2 separate regions of the Mus musculus genome follow, and region 2 is linked to region 1. The links are chromatin contacts, found by Hi-C or POLR2A ChIA-PET in ENCODE. All regions are on one chromosome and are shown on one strand. The core of a region is the stretch at or near the end of the contact, and the rest is flanking DNA. Distances in the headings are between cores, read along the strand shown. Region 1 holds the start of Uri1 (URI1, prefoldin-like chaperone). Region 2 holds the start of 1600014C10Rik (RIKEN cDNA 1600014C10 gene).

Region 1 (3,066 bases), core at 66-2,565:
GGATGTCCTGGAACTCACTCTGTAGACCAGGCTGGCCTCAAACTCAGAGATCTGCCTGCCTCTGCCTTCCAGATTCTGGGATTAAAGGTGTGAGCCACCACTGCCTGGTACATCCTAATTTTTAAGTATCCTTCCAAATTAGTACTACCTGTTAGGGACCAAGTATTGAAACACATGGGGTCAGTTCATATTCAAAGCCCAGCACTAGAGAAGTAGCTTCTGCGGTGCCCTAGGAGTCAGGGATGCTGCTATTGGCGGGAGGCAAGATGAGTGCTCAGAGTTTGACTGTGTTTCAGAGGTTGCTGCATCTGCAGGGAGAGAAATTCATATTTACCATCTTCCCCAATCGTCCCTGCTTTTTCTTTCTTGATGCAAGTGATCAAAGGATGGATGTGGACTTGGGAGCTGGAACAGAAGTGGAAGATAGGGGCAAACAGACCCACAGAGGGCCAGAATTCTGCAGGTGCCTGCCAGCCTGTTCCTATACACACAATACTGAGGTAATAGGATCTATGCCTATTGTCCGGGCTTGGGATAGAGTTAGGACAAGGCCACAAGGTAGACTAGAGGACTGCCACAAACAGAGGCTGCACAAAGGGCTAGGGGGAGGAAGTGAGTCCAAGAGATTTATTCAGCTCAGGCTGGCCTGGAACTTGCTATGTGGACCAGGCTGGCTTCAAACTCACAGATACCCTCCTGCCTCTGCCTTCAAACTGTTGGGGATTAAAGGTGTGCTCCCTGCTCCAGCTTCCAATTTTTAAAATACTGAGTGGAACAGGGATGGGGATTTAGCTCAGTTGGTAGAGTGCTTGTCTAGCAAGTCCAAAGCCATGCATTTGGTCCCCACTGTTAAACAAAACACCAGAATTATAAAATACATGGGATAGGGCAGCAGCTGTTGTTGAAAAATGTGCTACACAGTGCATACGTAGTAACATAGTAATATTAATACTGCAGCTTAATATATGTAAGGAAAATTGTAATGTGTACAGTAATTAATACATACGCAAAAATATAGTTGTATATTGTGCATTTTAGCTCATTAAACCACATTAGTTCATTAAAAGGCATGGGAAACAGCTGAATTTGATAAAATTAAATGAGCTTATGAAACAGTCTCAGTGCTCATATTAAGTTCCTACCACCACAGGCAGCGCCAAGCGAATTGGGACCCACTATCCCGCCGCCTCTCATCCTGTGCAGGGGTCCTGAGCGGCTCAGCCTCCACCCCACCCGGAGGCCCTGTCCCCGCCATAGCCCCGCCCCCTAGGGCGGAGCTTGAGAGCTTCCCGGCGTGCTGCGCGGGCGGGGCGAGGGGCGGGGCGTGCGCGGAGGCGCGGCAGTCGCGGGACGCTAAGCTGGGCCCGGTTGCGGGAGAAGAGCGTGGCGCGCCTGGTGTAGGGCCTGCTGCTCCGAGGCGGCGGCGGCGGCGGCGGCGGCGGTATGCGCGTGTGAGATGCGGCCGCGGGTAGCCCGGACGCGAGCGGCGGCCCCCGGGGCAGCGGCGAAAGTGAGCGCGGCCTCTTCAGAGAGAGGCGTGCAGTGCATGAGGGCGAGCGCGCGGGCGCTGGGCATCCGCCGGCCACGCCGTCTCCATAAACACTTGTTTAGGACTTGTTCGCCTCGCTGAGGCTGCGGCGCCGGGCATGGAGCCCCCGTCCGAACCCGAGCCCGAGCCCCAGCCCCTTGCAGAGGCCTCAGCCGCCGCTCCGCTGCGCGCACCAGAGGTGGCGCGGCTTCGCGAGGAGCAGGAAAAGGTAACAGGCCGCGCTTGGTTCCGGCCCTGGCCGGCTTCCGCATGTGGCCGCGACACTCTGAGCAACCTCTAATGCGGCCAGCCCTCTGCGTGAAACCGAGATCCCCACGCGCGAGCTGCGCAGCCTCGGGCCGCGGGGACCACGGGAGAAACTTTTGTCACGTGCATTTGTTGTCTTTTGTCGGTGGCCCTTTGACCTTCCCCGGAAGGGATGCGGGGATGTGGGGAATACAGAGGATGCAGGGGATAGGATAATCGGTTGACCCTGAACTGAGAGAGCAATTGTTGGGACTAAATAAAAATACGTGTTTTTTTTTTTTTCCTTTTTGGTTCGGGGATTACACTGTGAACAGAAGTGGTCACTCTTTTTACCCCTTAGCTATTTATTATCTAAACGTTGGTACAATGCGCGCGTGCGCACACACACACACACACACACACACACACACACACACACACACACGAGATATCCTTATTTGATTGAGCGTCCAAGTTTGACTACGTTGGTGATGATGCACTTCCTGTGCAATCCAGCTCTTAGGTTTAGTAGTCGACAAGAGAGAAGGCCTTTGTTAAATTTTAACTTCAAGCCTTTATTAAACAAGGCTTTCCCCACTTTTTTTTTTTTTTTTTGATCTACCAGAGGAGAGGAGAATGCTTAGAATCTCCGAATGGGAATTATTATATATTTTTTTTTATAAGGAAATGTTATGTAGTTAAGAACTACAGCTCGATTGTTAAATGTGAAATTGTCCTGTGGATTCTGTAGGTTTTCAAGTTGATTCTCCTGACGTGCCTTGAAATTCTTTGAAAAGCGACATTTAATTTGCTTAAACGTCACATGTCCTGTTGCCAGAGTGAGGTATTAATAAAGGTTTAGGAAGTTGCATAAACATTTGAGAAGCTCTATTTTTCTATATTTAAATATTTTTGCGTGTAAACTTTATGTTATTTATTTGGAATTTACTCCTGGAGAATTGTACATGCAGTCAGTTAAATCTATTTCGTCCCTTCAACTTAACTCCCTTTCCCTCCCACACATCCCCCTTCCAACTTCATGTCCTTTTTTTTTTTTTTTTTTTTTTTAAATATCTCAGTCCAGCTAGTGCTTGCCCATATGTGTTAGATAGAACCATCCAAGGAGCACGGGCACCACAAATCCCATGTGTCAGTCTTTGTCCCTTAGCTGTTGTCAACTTCCAGTAGCTCCTCAGTTAAGGGTGGATCTTGGGAGCTCCTATTTCATGTAAGCTTGAATTTTTGCTATGAAACCCAAACTCCTTTTTATTCATATACCTATGTAAAACTTT
Region 2 (3,281 bases), core at 145-2,644, 160 kb before region 1:
ATTCTTCAGGCTCAAGAAATTGAAAGGTAACACGCCCCATTCTCCTCTTTCCAGGGGCCACCTCTGTCTGTCTGCGAGGAAGAGATGGGGGGCGCAGAAGACAGGACCTTCCCACGGGAGCAGAACGACTTCAATAATGCTGTCCTCAAAACAGGTCCTGTTCACCGGAAGTCCATCTGCCAGCCATAGGGAAGACAAAAGCTAACTGGGAGCCCTGATGTCCTATAGTCACCCAGACTGGAGGGAAGATGACAGCAGGGCTCCCATACACAGAGGAGGTGAAAAACTCAAACCTTTGGACAGCAGCCTGACCTGAGTCCAATCAAGTTGTGAGGAACAGAGGAGGAGGCCTCAGAGTAACAGGGGGCTCCATGTTCTTTATAGCAATCTTAGACGAAGCTGGGATTCAAATCCCCAGAGTAGAGGGAGGAAATGTGTCAGGGGTAGGGGGTGGGTAAGGGGAGGCTGCAGGGAGAAACAAACAGAAACTGAGTGGAAAACAGGTCTTTGGCCAAATAGCAATATTTGCTCCCCTGTCTGGAATTCCCCAGTTGTACTCTGTCCTCTGTGAAGTTCATCACCCTGTTCTTCCAGCCTACTAAGTTGTTTACTTACTTGATTGTTGGTATTTAAAAATAAGAAGATATCGAGGGTGTGCTGGCTCCCTCCCATAACCCCAGCATGGGGGAGGCTATGGTAGGACTCCCAGATCAAGACCAGTGAAGGTTACATAGTGAGACCCAGTCTCAAACTAACAGCAATAATACAATCTTACATATATCTTAGATCTTCCTAATTTCTCTTGAAAGATCAGAAGTGGTCAGTGGTAGGTTCGCTACATAGCTCGCAGAGTTAACTGACACCCATCACTCAGCAGCACCGTGCCCTCTGCACCCGGCCATGCATGCACCTTATCTACTTAGTCATAGAAGAACGTTTTTCAACAACAGCTCCAATTAATCTGGCCCTTTGATCCCCTGACATTCATTCCTGGCCATCCCTAAGCTAGAGCCCAGATTTCCTCCCTCTCTGGGCCAAGCACAGCAGTCCGCTAGGCAGAAGGCATAAACTGTGGGAAGACACCGCACCGCGCACGCGCACTCCCAAGCATCCAGGTTGCGGCTGGAAGCGCACGGAGCTGCTGACTACTCCAACCTCGGCGCTGCAGCTTAGGCCTTCAGTGTCTCAGGTCCTTTGCATTGAGATGAACAGCTCTAGCACTGGGCCTGACACCGTAGGGTCCCCGACCGGCTTCGCAGACCCCGGCTTCCCCGCGCGCACCTTTACCGAGCTGGAGTCTGGGACCGCCAAGGCACTGAGGCCGGCTCTGCTCTGCCAGCTCCAGAGAGGCGTTCACAGGCCACCGCCACCCTGGCTCCGCCCTCCCACCTTCCGGCTCCGCCGGCCTTCCGGGTCGCCGAGCTCTGGGTCCCCATGAGTCTGGGTCCTCAAGATGGGACAGGCCTGGGGAAAGATCTTGATGGCGGGGCGAGGCGTCCCTTCCGCGCCCCAGCGTCTGATTGACTGACACCAAGACCCAGGCTAGGAAGCTCTGTGCCTGCGGAAATGGGGAGCATCTGGGAGGGGACTCTGTGTCGCGAGGACCCGCTGCCCCCACTTCCTCTCCGCCTGGCCACCCCACTCAGTGCCCAACCTCACGTTTAGGATCTGGGACGGTTCCTGGAAGGTTCTCCTCGATCGCCCTTTGCGCTGGCTGGGTCTGTGACTTGCCGGACCCTTTCTCCCACAGGGTCCTGGACCTGGGAGATGATAGAGGGGCTTGGCTGTCAGGAGCGACTGCTGGTTAATTAACGCTGGGGCCTGCGTGGGACGCGCAGGGGCTGGTATAGCTTTCAGACCTCCTAAGACCAGAACAGAGCCCACTCCACTTGCAGGGCAAAGGGAGCCACTCAGAAAGAGAGCAGAGTAACAGAAAAATCCAGAGAGGCCTAGGGAGCAGTCCCCGCCCCCTGGTCCCAAGGACTCTAGGGCTGGCCTGAAAATATGCCAAATCTGGTATCTCTCCCAATACTGAACTTTAACCCTGAGCAAAGTCTTGAGTACGCACGGTTGTCAGTGACAAACTAGATACAGAGGGACTGGGCTAGCCAATGCCACCCAAATAGAGAGTGTGGCGAGCGAACTCCAGTCTAGGTCCAAGTGGCCCCTAGCGCGATCTGCCAGGTGGGGGTGGAGAGCTGCTGCGGGCATACAGATGATCTGTGCAGGGCCATATTATTTCTTCTTTTCTGTCTTCTTAGAAGGCCTCGAACCCCTTTTAACATCAAGATTCTCCTGGCTGGAGTGGAAAAGTCTGTGCGTTTTCGAGTAGGAGCTTTTGCCCGAGTTTGGGTGACTTTCAAGAGCCAAAGTTAACTGAGGCTAAGAATAGATTAGCTCCTTGCTCTCTGTGGAGCTATGAGGTGAGGCGCTTCAATGTCCCCCGCGGGCAGCGCCCTCTGGTGGCAAGGTCGAGAACCGGACTCGCTTGTTTTCTCCTTTGCCTAAATATCAGAAGTATGTAGCAATGATGGGAACAGGAAAGTTCAGTGGAGAATAGAGACTAGGCTATAAGACATCCACACCGACGATGAATAAAGCCCTAAAATTATCACCCTGACACCTAGAAGTGTTCCTAGACAGCCAGTAGCGGCTGAGGCCGTCTGTGAAAGAGGTGCACAGTAGGTGTGTGTACATCCACAATCCTGTTACTCAGATAGAGCTCCTTCTGAGGCAGAAAGCTCAACAATTTGAGGCTAGCTACCAGGTGCAGGGGTGTACACCTTTAATCGAAGCACTTGGGAGACAGAAACAAACAAATCTCATGAGTTTGGAGCCAGCCTGGTTACAAAGAGAATTCTAGCTGACCCAGGCTACATAGTGAAACCTTGTCTCAAACAAACAAGCAAATCCATCAGGGTTTGAGGCCAGCCTAGGCTGCAGATGGAGACCCTCCCTCAACTTTCTTCCTTCCTATCCCCAAGTTCACACACTGAAAGTCTTTAGTAGTGGACCTTTGGGAGGTGACTAGTGGCCTCATATAAGAAGCCCAAGGGAGCTTATTGTCCCCTTCCTCCATCTATGAAGTGCTTAGCTACACTAGACCTGAAACCTGCTGGTATCTTAATTTTGGACTTCCTTGTCTCCAAAGAAATTGGTTCAGTAGCTCAAATTCCCTATCCTTGCTATGTTGTTACAGCAACTTGAAGGGACTCCCCTGACACTCCCCTGAGCCTGTAGGAAAGATTCCTTTCTGTCTCTCTTAGCTTCTGGTAAAGTTA

Evidence for each region. Hi-C counts contacts between places; a loop is a spot of excess contacts on that map. ChIA-PET counts read pairs that join two places held with the same protein, here RNA polymerase II (POLR2A).
Region 2: a loop to region 1 is called in a map of v-Abl transformed pro-B cells, with 2.8 times the contacts of the local background. The contact joins the promoter of 1600014C10Rik here to the promoter of Uri1 in region 1. A Hi-C loop is called at or near these places in 1 of 37 maps with a recorded cell type or tissue (v-Abl transformed pro-B cells). POLR2A ChIA-PET finds 5 or more read pairs at or near these places in 1 of 5 experiments (Patski).

Annotation. Positions count from the first base shown.
Region 1 is chr7:38,017,801-38,020,866 of GRCm38, reverse strand. It overlaps Uri1 (URI1, prefoldin-like chaperone), which reads left to right and starts at 1,315. Exons shown (of 11, transcript NM_011274.5): 1 at 1,315-1,757. The coding sequence starts at 1,647.
Region 2 is chr7:38,181,900-38,185,180 of GRCm38, reverse strand. 1600014C10Rik (RIKEN cDNA 1600014C10 gene) reads right to left here and starts at 1,394. Exons shown (of 4, transcript NM_028166.3): 1 at 1,282-1,394. It overlaps D530033B14Rik (RIKEN cDNA D530033B14 gene), which reads left to right and starts at 1,399. Exons shown (of 1, transcript NR_165180.1): 1 at 1,399-2,609.